Regions from separate parts of the Homo sapiens genome. Here all the other regions are linked to region 1. Evidence: chromatin contacts called from ENCODE Hi-C or POLR2A ChIA-PET data. All regions are on one chromosome and are shown on one strand. The core of a region is the stretch at or near the end of the contact, and the rest is flanking DNA. Distances in the headings are between cores, read along the strand shown.

Evidence for each region. A loop is a pair of places that touch in the nucleus more often than their neighbours do. ChIA-PET counts read pairs that join two places held with the same protein, here RNA polymerase II (POLR2A). Pooled maps may share reads with other maps.
Region 2: a loop to region 1 is called in a map of PC-9, with 18 times the contacts of the local background. The contact joins the enhancer-like site here to the promoter of KLF4 in region 1. A Hi-C loop is called at or near these places in 17 of 168 maps with a recorded cell type or tissue (GM12878, HCT116, IMR-90 and 13 more) and 20 of 50 pooled maps. POLR2A ChIA-PET finds 5 or more read pairs at or near these places in 4 of 52 experiments (AG04450, BJ, HepG2 and 1 more).
Region 3: a map of ovary shows a loop between it and region 1 (13-fold over the local background). The contact joins the enhancer-like site here to the promoter of KLF4 in region 1. A Hi-C loop is called at or near these places in 29 of 168 maps with a recorded cell type or tissue (PC-3, Right ventricle myocardium inferior, aorta and 15 more) and 26 of 50 pooled maps. POLR2A ChIA-PET finds 5 or more read pairs at or near these places in 3 of 52 experiments (Caco-2, HCT116 and HepG2).
Region 4: a map of mammary epithelial cell shows a loop between it and region 1 (12-fold over the local background). The contact joins the enhancer-like site here to the promoter of KLF4 in region 1. A Hi-C loop is called at or near these places in 25 of 168 maps with a recorded cell type or tissue (CD14-positive monocyte, Calu3, HCT116 and 19 more) and 26 of 50 pooled maps. POLR2A ChIA-PET finds 5 or more read pairs at or near these places in 3 of 52 experiments (A549, MCF 10A and RWPE1).
Region 5: a pooled map shows a loop between it and region 1 (2.3-fold over the local background). The contact joins the enhancer-like site here to the promoter of KLF4 in region 1. A Hi-C loop is called at or near these places in 6 of 168 maps with a recorded cell type or tissue (IMR-90, MCF 10A, PC-3 and 3 more) and 4 of 50 pooled maps. POLR2A ChIA-PET finds 5 or more read pairs at or near these places in 1 of 52 experiments (MCF 10A).

What each region holds. Positions count from the first base shown.
Region 1 is chr9:107,488,481-107,491,032 of GRCh38, reverse strand. KLF4 (KLF transcription factor 4) reads left to right here and starts at 1,264. Exons shown (of 5, transcript NM_004235.6): 1 at 1,264-1,865; 2 at 1,983-2,103. The coding sequence starts at 1,861. RefSeq lists silencers at 983-1,192, 1,552-1,751, 2,403-2,452.
Region 2 is chr9:108,438,807-108,441,358 of GRCh38, reverse strand. The region is part of intron 1 of LOC105376214 (a long non-coding RNA gene); the gene reads left to right. Among named protein-coding and RNA genes, the nearest start is that of ACTL7B, 420 kb to the left of the region's middle. Within about 2 kb of position 1,283, at least 4 of the 41 ENCODE cell types and tissues checked have a DNase peak (open chromatin) inside an H3K27ac peak, as active enhancers do; they include PC-9 and ascending aorta, where a contact is called at or near this core.
Region 3 is chr9:108,141,407-108,143,958 of GRCh38, reverse strand. The region is part of intron 4 of LOC105376214 (a long non-coding RNA gene); the gene reads left to right. Among named protein-coding and RNA genes, the nearest start is that of KLF4, 650 kb to the right of the region's middle. Within about 2 kb of position 1,283, at least 20 of the 41 ENCODE cell types and tissues checked have a DNase peak (open chromatin) inside an H3K27ac peak, as active enhancers do; they include ascending aorta, endothelial cell of umbilical vein, gastrocnemius medialis and 6 more, where a contact is called at or near this core.
Region 4 is chr9:108,056,261-108,058,812 of GRCh38, reverse strand. The region is part of intron 4 of LOC105376214 (a long non-coding RNA gene); the gene reads left to right. Among named protein-coding and RNA genes, the nearest start is that of KLF4, 570 kb to the right of the region's middle. Within about 2 kb of position 1,277, at least 13 of the 41 ENCODE cell types and tissues checked have a DNase peak (open chromatin) inside an H3K27ac peak, as active enhancers do; they include CD14-positive monocyte, HCT116, PC-3 and 8 more, where a contact is called at or near this core.
Region 5 is chr9:108,033,446-108,035,997 of GRCh38, reverse strand. No RefSeq gene overlaps it. Among named protein-coding and RNA genes, the nearest start is that of KLF4, 540 kb to the right of the region's middle. Within about 2 kb of position 1,282, at least 7 of the 41 ENCODE cell types and tissues checked have a DNase peak (open chromatin) inside an H3K27ac peak, as active enhancers do; they include IMR-90, where a contact is called at or near this core.

The sequences.
Region 1 (2,552 bases), core at 15-2,514:
TTTAATTCTTCTTTAATGGGTGTCTTCTATTATTATTATTATTCTACAGTGCAATTTAGTCATCAAATATTACAGGCAGTGGCTCACGCCTGTAATCCCAGCACTTCGGGAGGCCGAGGCAGGCTGATCACTTGAGGTCAGGTGTTCGAGACCTGCCTGGCCAACATGGTGAAACCCCGTCTCCACGAAAAATACAAAAATTAGCCGGCGTCGTGGCGCACGCCTGTAATCCCCGCTACTCGGGAGGCTGACGCAGGAGAATCGCTTGGACGCAGGAGGCGGAGGTTGCACTGAGCTGAGATCGTGCCACTGCATTCCAGCTTGGGCGACACAGCGAGACTCTGTCTCACAAAAAAAAAAAAAAGAAAGAAAAAAAAAGGAAAGGGCTTCGAGATGGCTGGTTGAAAACTGTCTCCGCGCCTCACAGTCCCTCTTCTCTCCCTTATGCCTCTGAGTAAATCTTGAGCCCTTTCACTCCCTTTCTCGCTATTTAAAGTATCAAAACCATAACTCCCCATTCGTGCCTCTTTCCGCCTGTTCCCGGCGGAACACTCCTCTGGCCTTCTCTTGAGGCTCCCAGTTCACGCTGCACAGTGCTGGGCACTGCCTCCTCTCCACACCCCTAGCGCCCCCCACCCCTCAGCAGAAGGGCCCGCGAGGAACCGTGCGAGGTCAGGCCGAGCGCCGGCACCGCCACCGGCACTGGCGCTGAGCGACGAGAGCGGACTCCTGCGAGCGCAGAGAGGGAGGGGGAGATGGAGGGCTGGATGAGTCACGCGGATAATCGCGCTCTTCTCCAGCGCGCAGACAGCGCGGCAAGCGCGTATGCTAGCAGGGGTGCGGACGCGTGACCGTGCCGCCCGCTGACCCCACCAGTCTTCGCGGGCTTCGAACCCAGGGAGCCGACAATGGCGGTGAGTACGGCCCTGGTCGCGCAGCGACCGAACCTGCGCCCGGTTCCTCGCGCCCCGCGCTGGGGCGGACGCCGCCGCCGCCGCCGACACCACTGCCGCCGGCGTCAGCTCGGCTCCAGCCCGCCAGCTGCCTGGCTGGCGTCACGGCCCGGCCCAGCCCCGCCCGCGCCCCTCCTTCCCCTCCCCCGCCCCCACGTGCGCCGAGTTTGTTGATTTAGCTGCCATAGCAACGATGGAAGGGAGCCTCGGGGGGGGCGGAGAGAAGAAAGGGAGGGGCGGGGCATGGGAGAAGGCGGAGGAAAAGGCTGTAGCGAAGGAAGTTATAAGTAAGGAACGCGCGCCGGCGGCCGGCAGTTTCCCGACCAGAGAGAACGAACGTGTCTGCGGGCGCGCGGGGAGCAGAGGCGGTGGCGGGCGGCGGCGGCACCGGGAGCCGCCGAGTGACCCTCCCCCGCCCCTCTGGCCCCCCACCCTCCCACCCGCCCGTGGCCCGCGCCCATGGCCGCGCGCGCTCCACACAACTCACCGGAGTCCGCGCCTTGCGCCGCCGACCAGTTCGCAGCTCCGCGCCACGGCAGCCAGTCTCACCTGGCGGCACCGCCCGCCCACCGCCCCGGCCACAGCCCCTGCGCCCACGGCAGCACTCGAGGCGACCGCGACAGTGGTGGGGGACGCTGCTGAGTGGAAGAGAGCGCAGCCCGGCCACCGGACCTACTTACTCGCCTTGCTGATTGTCTATTTTTGCGTTTACAACTTTTCTAAGAACTTTTGTATACAAAGGAACTTTTTAAAAAAGACGCTTCCAAGTTATATTTAATCCAAAGAAGAAGGATCTCGGCCAATTTGGGGTTTTGGGTTTTGGCTTCGTTTCTTCTCTTCGTTGACTTTGGGGTTCAGGTGCCCCAGCTGCTTCGGGCTGCCGAGGACCTTCTGGGCCCCCACATTAATGAGGTAGGTGAGGCGCGCGGCGCTGGGAGCAGGGAGGGGTGAGGACCGGTGGGACGCGCCGGAACGACGGCCGAAAGCCGCCCCTGACTCTCCTGTCTCCGCTCCCTGCCTTGCTCGCAGGCAGCCACCTGGCGAGTCTGACATGGCTGTCAGCGACGCGCTGCTCCCATCTTTCTCCACGTTCGCGTCTGGCCCGGCGGGAAGGGAGAAGACACTGCGTCAAGCAGGTGCCCCGAATAACGTGAGTATCGCTCCGGGCCGCCGGGAACGCCCGGTGGGTTTTCGTGGGTGTGGTGGGGGCGGGCGGAGCCTTGGGGTCACCAAGAGCCACTGAACGAGGGTAAGGAGCGGCCACCGCGCGGACTCCGCAACCTTCCCGGGATAGCTTCCGTGTCCTTGGCTCAGCTGTGTATGCCCGTGGTGCGAGCACTGCGGAGCCGCCTGGGGCGCAAGCCGGGTCTTCACCAGTCCCCGGGCGCGCTGTCGGTAGGGCGGGCGCTCTCGGGCCACCGGGCGGGAGGTGGCCGCGTCCCCAGACACTGGCTGGGCCAGAGTGAGTTTAGCGCGTAGGCGGCCCCGTGGCGAGAGCGCACCGAGAGAGCCTCGGTGTGCCAATTCCGGGGACGTCCACGGGACCTGGAGGGGGAGGGACCAGCCGCGGCGCTCGCTCACACGCAATTGGGCAGACAG
Region 2 (2,552 bases), core at 34-2,533, 950 kb before region 1:
TTTTCCTAGATTTTTGTGTATTTTTAGGCAGTCATCTTGGGCAGTCTGGCTTTGTATCAAAAGTGTTATTAATTGAAGAGTTTCTCCTTTGGGCTATTGGGTAGAAAAATACAGTCTCTGTATCTTCATGTCTATTTTGGGGGTCATGGCTTGTTCCAGTTCCCCATCTTTTTGCAAAGCGGCTGTTCTTTCATCTTATCCCTGTAGTGTGCCTGGAGAAAGAAAGAAACAGAATCCCAGAGCTATGATCACCCTTCTAAAAGTCTTACTTGGAAGTGGCAAAAGTGGCAACTTTGGGCCTCTGAATTCCTTTTCTAGAATTTATGGAAAATAGAAAAAATCGTTGATGGAAAAGCAGAAGGTTGATTAGTAGGCAAAGAAGGATGGTGGTCTCCACCTTCAGGATGACCACTGTATGCAGCTTTTGGGAGATTTTAATTATACTTGACTTGATCTCTGCCTGGAGTTCTCCATTGCATAGTTCTCCTCTTCTTACAAGCAAAACATGCTTGCACTTAGTTTGGGTTCAAAAAACATTTTTACAAGTCCTTTGTCCTATGCATGGGTTTTCCTCCTTTTGCTTGGTACTATAAAGCAAAGCAAGCTTAGTTATCAAGGAGAGATGGGTTTGATACTTTATCGTTTAAAAACATCATTTAGCAATTTGGAAAGTACTGGGCTAGCACCTAGGCCTCTCACTTATGTCTCACATGAACACCCTGGGAAGTGAACTAACGGATTGATAGCCTGTAGGTCACTTGTGTTATGGTAGGCATGTTAATACATTATTTCATTTAGTTCTCTTGACCAAAGTGCAAGAAGAAAATGATTACTTCATTTTCTAGTAACAGATTTTAGAAGTCAGCTAACTTGTGAAGGTCACACTGTTGGTAGTAGGGAAGCAAGGGATGGTCTGAAGTTGGTATAACTCCAAAGCCTGGTACTCCATCCTATTTACCAGCACACCATAACATATTTCAGAGAGTAAGGGATAGTGACATAATCCCTTAATAGTTTTTCCTGAAAGGATTCTTTTCACAGCTTAGGATTATCATCAGTTGAACAGAGTTTCAGGCTATAGCCCGGCATGCATCTTCTGAGGAAAACAGTGATTCACCCAGTTATATTATTCAGGGAGACTAAGAATATGAGGCATGAGTGGACGTGAAATTCCTTTTCAATGAAGCCAGAGATGTCAGAGGAAAAAGTTGTTAATGACATTTCATAATACTTTATACACAGTGTACTTATCTGATTTTAAAGTTCTCTTGTCCTAGTTAAGAAGACAAAATAAGGGGTGTGATGCCCACATAGTTTCACTTGAAAAAGAGACACATAATGAAGTCAAACCTTTGAGGAATTCACTGATATGGCTTGTTGGGAGTGGCCGCTTTTCAGTTGAGGACATCATGATTCAAGTGGGGAGTTTAGAGGCCAAGATCTGGGCTTCTGAGAGTTTAACTGTTGCGCTCTGTAGAAAGTTATTTTGCTAAAAAGGCTTATTTCCTTTCATTGATAATAAAAATATTGTTAAACTCTAGTCATAAGTAAAAATTCTAGGGCATCCTGAATTATCAGTCAGCATGTATGTATCCTAGGGTTTTGTTCAAAATATTAAATATCTGCTTTGGCGTGGCCACTGACCATTAGCGTGGACTCAGGCTTTGGAGTTGGGGCTGAGTTGGGGAGGACCCTTTCCCTGTACAGCTTTAACCCTTTAGGAGCTTGACTATGGGAAGTTCTGGGGGGTCCCAAGGAAGGGACCAAGGTGTCCAGAATAGCAGAAAGGATCTATGGGACAATTTATCAACTGAAAAAAAGGTTCAACATTTTAACAATGGCTACTGTCTCACTAGCGTGTATGAGATGAATATCAGATCTGTGTACATCACAAGCAATGTAATATAGTAATAAATTCCTACATACACCAGCCACTATGGGGCTAAACAAGAGAGACCTTGAAACCAATGTGAAACTCCTTTTATGGAGTATTTTCTAGAAATATTAACATCTAACACTGGAAAGATAATATAATTGAATAATTAGGAATAAAGGCTCTGGGGTTAGGCTGCTTGCGTCTATTAATTTCCTGTGGCTCCTGTAACAAATTATCACAAACTTAGTGGCTCAAAACAACACAACACACAATTATTCTCTCACGGCTCTGGAGGTGAGAAGTTTCAAATCATGATGTTGTCAGGGCTGCATTCCTTCTATTGGCTTCATGGCAGAATCAATCTCTCTTGCCTTTTCGGCTTCTAGAGACCATCTGCATTCATTCCTTGACTCAGGTACCCTTGCTTCTATCACTCAACTTCTTGCTTCTGACATCACTTCTCATATTACTGACTCTGACTTTCTTGTTTCTCTTATAAGGACCCTTGTGATTACATTGGATCCACCTAAATAATCCAAGGTACTCTTCCCATCTCAGGATCCATAATTTAGTCACATCAGCAAAGTTACTCTTGCCATAAAAGATAACATATTCATAGATTCTGGGGACTCAGTCATAGGTATCTTTGGGAGCCCATTATTCTGTCTACCAAAAT
Region 3 (2,552 bases), core at 34-2,533, 650 kb before region 1:
TCTAAGTTTTGCTCTATTTTATTGGCTGAAGTGTAAAAAAAAAAAATGTTAATGCCACTGGTGGGCATTCTTGTCCTTTTTCCTACGGTGCTTCTGGTATTTCAACATGAGGTAGGACAAAATAGGTTTTATCCTGATGGAAGTACTCAAAGATCATTCTGATTACCTCCATTGAATATCTTTATTAGAGTTATTAGAGAAAAAATGGATATCAGTAGCCCAGAGATATGAGACACTTATGTGTAAGTGACACTTATGTGTCTCTTAAATGACACTTGAGTGGCATTTTAGCACAATGAAAAGAACAGAGGTTCTGGGGTCAGGGACACTAGGGATCTAATGCTTGTTCCAGTACTTGCCGGTATTGGAACATACACACCTACAATTTTTATTTCTTTCTGTTTAATATATAGGTAATAATATTTCTTTCTAAGGCTGTACTGGAGATTCAATAAGCTATGGGAAAAATACCTAAGACATTACCTGATAGATAATAGGTACCGATTATGAAAGACATCCTACATGCATTAACTTTCTTTTGCAAAATGTGGATTGGAAACAGGCAAAATGAATTTCAGTAAGAAAGGATAGACCTTGATGATGACCTCTATAAGCTTCAATTTCTGTCTCTATTTACATGCAAACTGGAGGATTAAAGTCTCCCCTAATAGGGAAAATTCTGTAAATTCTATGACTCTAATTACAGCCACAAAAGCACCCATTTCTCAGATTCTGTTGCAAAGTGGGTTTCAGAGCAGCCCTGGCCCCAGAGAGAGGAAAAGGAAAAGCCACAGGAAACCTGGGCAACAGTTGCAGTTTCCTCCTTGGCCCCTTCTCTGAGAGCAGTGCTGCGTGTTGTTGCAGTTGTACTGTACTGTTCTACCGCGTGGATTCATAGTTAACATTTTTCTTCCAGGCACATTTAAAACGTTTGGCTCACATCCTCCTTGAGCTGTTTTATAAGGGCAATAACCAAGGCCAGGGTGTGCTCTTGTCAGCAGGCAAAGCACGCAGTGGAGGCTGCCAAAGAGTTTCCTGCTCGGGGGCCACCCATCCTTGGCCACAGGATGCATGGCTGGAGTTCATGGCAACTTGCACAGAGCGAGTGCTGGGACTTTCTGTTCTCAGGGTTCATGCTTTGGATTCCATCCTTCAGCCCTGCTGCATTGATCAGTGGAGGCTATTGTGTTTGTGCTTGTTTGGGACTAGCTCAGAACACATGTCACAGCAGCAGTCCAAGGCCTAGCTCTAAGGCTTGGGGCTGGGAAAATGCTCTTGAAAGACTAGCAAGCTGCCCTTCCCTCCTGTTAATGCAGGCTCGGAGTTCCCATGAATCAGCTGCAGGGAGGCAGGCATTCCCTCATGCTATTCTCTGTGAATTAACTTCTGGAATGAGCAGACAGCACAGACGCCAAGTGGTGGGTTTGAGCACTGTTACCCCACCCGCTTTGAAGTCCACCTTCGCATGAGCGGATCTCTTTTCATGTATTATTTATTGCCAGGGACTTTGATAGGAAGAATCCCCAGAAGATTGCTGAAGGTTTTTTTTTTTCTTCAGAATTCCCTTTGATTAGAAGCTGTTGGCTGTGCCTTGGGCAGCTGGCTCTGTCACAAAGCAGGGGCTCAGTGCATCCTCCCAGTGATAGCTGCCATGCCAGCACCAGTGAGGTTCTGGCTGTGACATGCCTGGGACACCCTAAAGAACTACACAAGTAGAAAGGGTATCATACTCCTTCACTCACCAGAAGGGAGGCAATGAGGTCTCATGAGAGGAAAGAACAGGGGCTCAAGCCAGAGAGATGCAAGTTGAAATGTCATCTCTTCTACTGACCCACAGTATGATGTTGACCTCAGTGTTCTTATCCACTAAATGGCAATAAAAATCTTGGATTCACCACCAAACTGTTGCAGAGAATCAATAAGCCATCCAGAGGTTTTCATTTCTTTCCTCTAAATTCCAAAGCTAGTCTGGAAACTTTAAAGCAGGCTGAATGACAACTCTACACTCTCTTAATCTTCTTTATTTATTTTCTAAATTTTTATTTGTTTATCTTTTTAGAGACAGGGCCTTGCTATGTTACCCAAGCTGGAGTGCAGTGGCTATTAATAGGCTCCATCGGAGCTCATTGTAGCCTCCTGCTCCTGACTACAAGCTATCCTCTTGTCTCAGCCTTCTGAGTAGCTGGAAGTATAGATGAGTGCCACCATACCTGGCTTTTCTTCATTTTTCAATCATTCATTCAGTCAGTCAGCATTCAAGAAATAATACTAAATTAAGTAAATAAACGATTAATTAAATAAAAACATTTCAGTGGCTTTAACATTTTATGTAATGTATTAGATGCTAAGAATAAAGAAATATGTGCTCAAGACACGGTCCCTTCCCTTGTCTATCTCAAAGATCAAAAGGTTAAATGACAATAAAATGTAAAGGATGTTACGGTGCGGAAGGTTCAAGAAGAAAGAAATGCACCCAGACAAGATATTTGTACCAGTTTATGGAATGACAGAAGGCCTTCCAGAAAAAAGGAACATGTAAGCAAGTAGATTAT
Region 4 (2,552 bases), core at 28-2,527, 570 kb before region 1:
CCCAACTTCAATTCTTTCCCTTACCACTCTCTAAAGGAAATCTGTTGGAATTGTTTTAAGTTTTTCTTAGCAGCTGATTTAGACAGAGCTGGGGGATTAACGTGAAAGTATGTGAAAAATACTGTGTATTTAGATAGCACAGTTGTTTCAAGAATCTCTGGAGAGCTTGGTTACTCTTAACAAGAATAGAAATGGAATCATTAACCCTCACCTCAGCTAAATTCCTGCTAAAAGAGAAACAGTTAACACACCCCAAAACAAATACCTCTTCTTTCCACTTCCTCATTCTCTTTGCTCCCTCTGAAGCAAACATTTCGGGACCCTTTGTCCCTTTGACAATTGTCCTGCTGCTGCTGGTGGGGTGGTGTTGGAAACGGAGGATCGATCATTATTTTGGACAGAAAACCACCTTTTGCACACAGTAGGCACTCATTATGGCATTGACTGGATGCCACAATGCAGTTGCCCCATAGCTGGGGGTGGAATTTGTAACAACACCCTGTGATTTCATCCTTAGTACCTTGTATAACATGTATACACACACCAAATAAACACAACACAGAAGGACTTCAAAGACGCACCGGCTTTGCTGTTTTCATACCTTGATCAAACAAGGATAAAAAATCATCCAGGGCAATGGTTTAGTAAAGTTTGCTCTGGAAAGTGCCCACCAGTTTCTTAGGAAATTTTACTGGTCTGGGCGAAGCCCAGGACTTGGGAATTTTCATGGAGGCACCCCCAAACCTTATAGGAGAAGAAATCCAATACACAGTCAACTGAACAGGCGCATGTAGATAAATGCCTACTCAGTTTCTGCAACTCAGGCTAGATCCCTTCATTTGTGAGGACTTCCTTATTGCCCAGAGGAGATCGGCTTGCTTCCTTCTCTTTGATCTCACAGCACTTGGTGTGCATCTTATTTATTGCTTTTCATATGCTACATTGCAATGATGCCTTCTCTCATCTCTCCCAGTTACTTGAGGGCAGAGACAAAACACTTCCTTCTTTTCTGTATCTATACACAGTTTAGCATAGAGCCAGGCCCAGGCAAAGACTGATATACGAATACCCCTGGGAGAGCCAAATTCCATCCACTGTCTGTTTTTGTCAATAAAGTTTTGTAGGAACACAGCCATACTCACTGGTTGATATACTGTCTATAGCCGCTTTCAGGCTACAATGGCAAAGTTGGGTAGTTGCTACACAGCCTGTATTGCCTCAAACCGAAATGATTCACTCTCTGGCACTTTACAGAAAAGGCTGGCCAATCCCTGCACAAGCACACACAGCCAGTTTGAAAGAGTCAACCAAAATGTTGCCTCAGGAATGTTAACAAGAACTAGGGAGGCCAGAGTATCATTGAAACAAGAGTCTATTCTGTCTTCTCTCGTAAAGACTTTATCTTTTGCTTTAAAGCCTGCAACTCACCTCACTATTTTTTTTTCTGCATTTGGTTTTTGTCATTGTTTTTCTCCCATTTGGGGGTGTTTCTTTAATATATATTTTTTATTTTCAGTAATGGAATGTGATTCATCCATTAAATATTATCTTTCTGAAGCATGTTATATATCATAGTAAGTAATACTAATAACATCAAGTGCAAATTCACATACAGTCTAATCCCAGCCAAAGTTTTTAAAAGGCAGTGTTCAGGGAGAAGGAAGAAACATACAACAATAACATGAATAATTGCTTCTAGCTATCTAGGCTTGGGCGAGTTTTATTCATTTTTTTATACTTTCTTATATTTACAATAATAATGAATCTAATCTGCCAAGCATCTCTGATAAAAGCAGTTCTGATTTCAGTGCTCCTGTTATTACACAGACACTGTCTCTACTAGGGCATCTCACATTGCTAAATGTTAGACTCACTCATAAATCCTACCTATGATTCATCTCTATCACATCTGTGAAACTGCTTTGGATAAAAGTCATTGTGTAAATGGAAAACATTATCTTTTTTTTTTTTTTTTTGCAATCTTGTAACAAAATTTAAAAATCAGGTTATCCTCTAAGTCTAATTTGCGATTTTAATTCTACTTATTAGGTTGATTCATAAAGATGGATTTCACTGTTTCAGCTGCTTTCTTTAATTAGCTCCTTTCTAATGCAGACATCTAAATTCTGCCAGAGGGTAAAAGAGAAAGTAGCATATACGGTTTCGGTGTGGTGGAAAGACATAGTGGCACAATGCCTTCGAAGGTGGGCTCCACCTTTGCTGCCTCCTAGATGTGACCTTGGGTCAGTCATTTCAGCTTTCAGAGACTCCGTTTCCTCATCTGCAAAATGGGATTACTAATAACCTACTGGGTTACTGGAAGAATTAAAGAAAGCAGTTTTACATAAGTGCTGGATTAAGAGGTTTTTTTATCAAAAAAGAATGCCTTTAAAACTAGTGAAAGTGTTTGCTATAGAAGGAAATGCAATGTGCTTCCAGTGGAAGAACCCAGAAGGAAATGATACTTCCTGTCTCTCTGAGTCAGAAGCAGGAAGAATCTTCCTTCACATGATCTTCTATTATATACTGTAATTTATTTGAAAGAACACGGA
Region 5 (2,552 bases), core at 33-2,532, 540 kb before region 1:
CTCTTGCTTTTTCAGAGCACCCTGGAGGGTCTCCAAGACTGGGTCCTAGAAGGCTGTGCCTCTGCCTCCCCCACCTCCTGCCCAGGGCTGGGCACCTAGGAGAAGAACTGTAACAGTGCAACAACAGGCAGTTGGCCTGGCCATTAGGTGTGGTGGCCTGGTGTTTTCCCCAGCTGGGCCTCGGCCCTGTGGTCAGTCTCAAGGCTGACCTTCACATCTCAGACCTACTTTTGAATCTGGCTTCTCCCAGGAGCCCAGGTTTATAAACAAAAAACAAACAGAACAAATAAAAACATTATCTCATTGGTGCTTGAGTCAGCTGCTCCAGATGTCTTGGGAAGTGAAGAGGGGAAGGGTGTTTGCTGCAGAGTCAGACAGAACTCAGCCCAGCCTGCAATGGGGCTGCTGCTGGGTGCATGGGGAGTGAGGGCAACTCCTTGGATTTAGTGTCTGCAGCCAATGGGGCCACTTTCACTGGCATCTCTACCCCAACTTGCCCCTACCAGCCAGCCATGATAGATGTTCACAGCCTCCTGGGCACCAGGCTGGCAGCTCTGTAGCTTCAAAGTTGGCACAGGATAGCTGCTCTCATAAATAGAGCTGTTAAATTAGCTACTTTCTATCCATTATCTCATTTAATTTCCACAAATGACCTAAGAGTTCAGGTTTACAAGGCCCATTTCACAGATAAGAAAGTGAAGCCCAGAAAGCTAAAGGATGTGTCCACAGTCACAAGCAAACAAGTTAAAGAACCTGACTTAATGCAAGGTCATCTGCCCCTACTTCTGAGCTTGTCAGTCTACCCCTACTGAGATGTGACAGCCCCAGAGCCGAGAGCCAGCTTCTCAGTCCTCCATCCTCTCTGCTGGGGGCATTTTGAAGGGTGGAATGGGACATTATTAAGGAAAAAATGTCAGCGTCTGTTTCCCAAACCTTATTCCCTCTATTGTTGAGCTACAGCAGAAATTGCTCTGGCCTGGGAGTCAGGGAGCCTGGATTCGAGACCTAGACTTTCTTGCTCCAAAAGCTTTCCATGCACTCAGCAAAGTCACCTCCCTTCTCTGGGATGCAGCTCCTCTGATTATGAGTGAGTGTGTTTGAGATGAGCCCTGACCCCATGCAGCCCACACAGCTGTGACTTCCTGTCCCATATTAGGTGTTACACATTTTAGAGCAATCTTCAATGCTTTTACCTCTTCCGAACATTCCACAGACATGAAACTTTCATCAACATGACAGGTTCACGCAGCACCTCCCACACAGCAAAACTCAGAGCAAGGAGATGTTTGGCAAGGCAGCCTCCTGGCTCTCCCCAGCCATGTGAATTTTCCTCCTCCTGAGCATGTTACAAAGACGCAAGAAACTCCAAGGAGAACTGTACTCCCTTCTCCTATTTTTCTCATGTGTTTCAGGATTTGGCTTTCCCCAGCTTTTCATTCTCCAGATGTGATTCAGAGAAGGAGTTTCATTATGTCTTGACATTTTCCACCCAGTCTGAAAGTCCTGCATGTGGGCCTATCCTGAGGCTCTCTTGCTGTTTATTTAGTCACTAATTAGTGCTGATAGAAATACAAGTGTAGCCTCAAGGTTGCTGCCAAGACCAGCAGCAACCAATTATCTCCTGGAGGTAGGAGTGGATGGGTGGTGATGAAACAGACTCCAAACTCTGGCGAAGCCCAACAGAGCAAGACCATATTGTGGGTGGGGAAGAGGAGGGATGGGGGCAGAGGGTAGAAGGTGGAGGAATATGTGGTGGTGGTCAGGGCACCTTTCATGGGAAAAGTCTAGCTGGACTTAGAAGTTAGACTTAACGTCATGAAAATGATAACTTCTCCCCTCCCTTCTGTTGGCTGACATCATATGTCCTGACTTTAACCCCAGATTAAAACACATTTGAGAAATGTGGGGCTGTCATTGTGGGCCAGGCCAGATGAATTCAAAAACTCAATTCAATCATTTTCAAAGGTGCCAAATGAGCACCTTTTCTAGCCAAGACAGTATTGAGGATATAGAAATAAATGACAGATGGCTCCTGGTCTTAAAGCACTGACCTGGTGTAGGAGGATGGTGAAACAGGTAAAGGAAACTTTGTAAAAAGAGTGGTGACATTGAAGGAAGGGCATCTTAGTTCTGCCTGAAGGTGCTAGGGGAAGGCTTCCTGATGGAGGAGGCATTTGAGCTGGTACTTGAAAGGTGAGCAGGGACTAATGGAGAAGGGAAAGCATTGAAAAGCTTTCTAGACTTTACAGTGCACCACCCTGAGAGGGAGCACATCATTACATTGTATGCCTCAGGTGCCACTTTTGTCTTGTCCTGGTCCCATGGCTGCACAAAAGCATGGAAAGACAAAGTATCTCAGCTGGATCAAGAAACTGAAAGCAGATGCAGGTGAATGCAGCATGATTAGAAAACTCTAGACTGGATGAGAAGTAATGCCCAGGCTAGGAAAGGTCTTATTGTCAGGCTAAGGACGTGGGACTCCAGACCTGCACTGGTCAATATGGTAGCTACTACCCACATGAGGCTATTTAAATTAACTAGAATTAAATAAA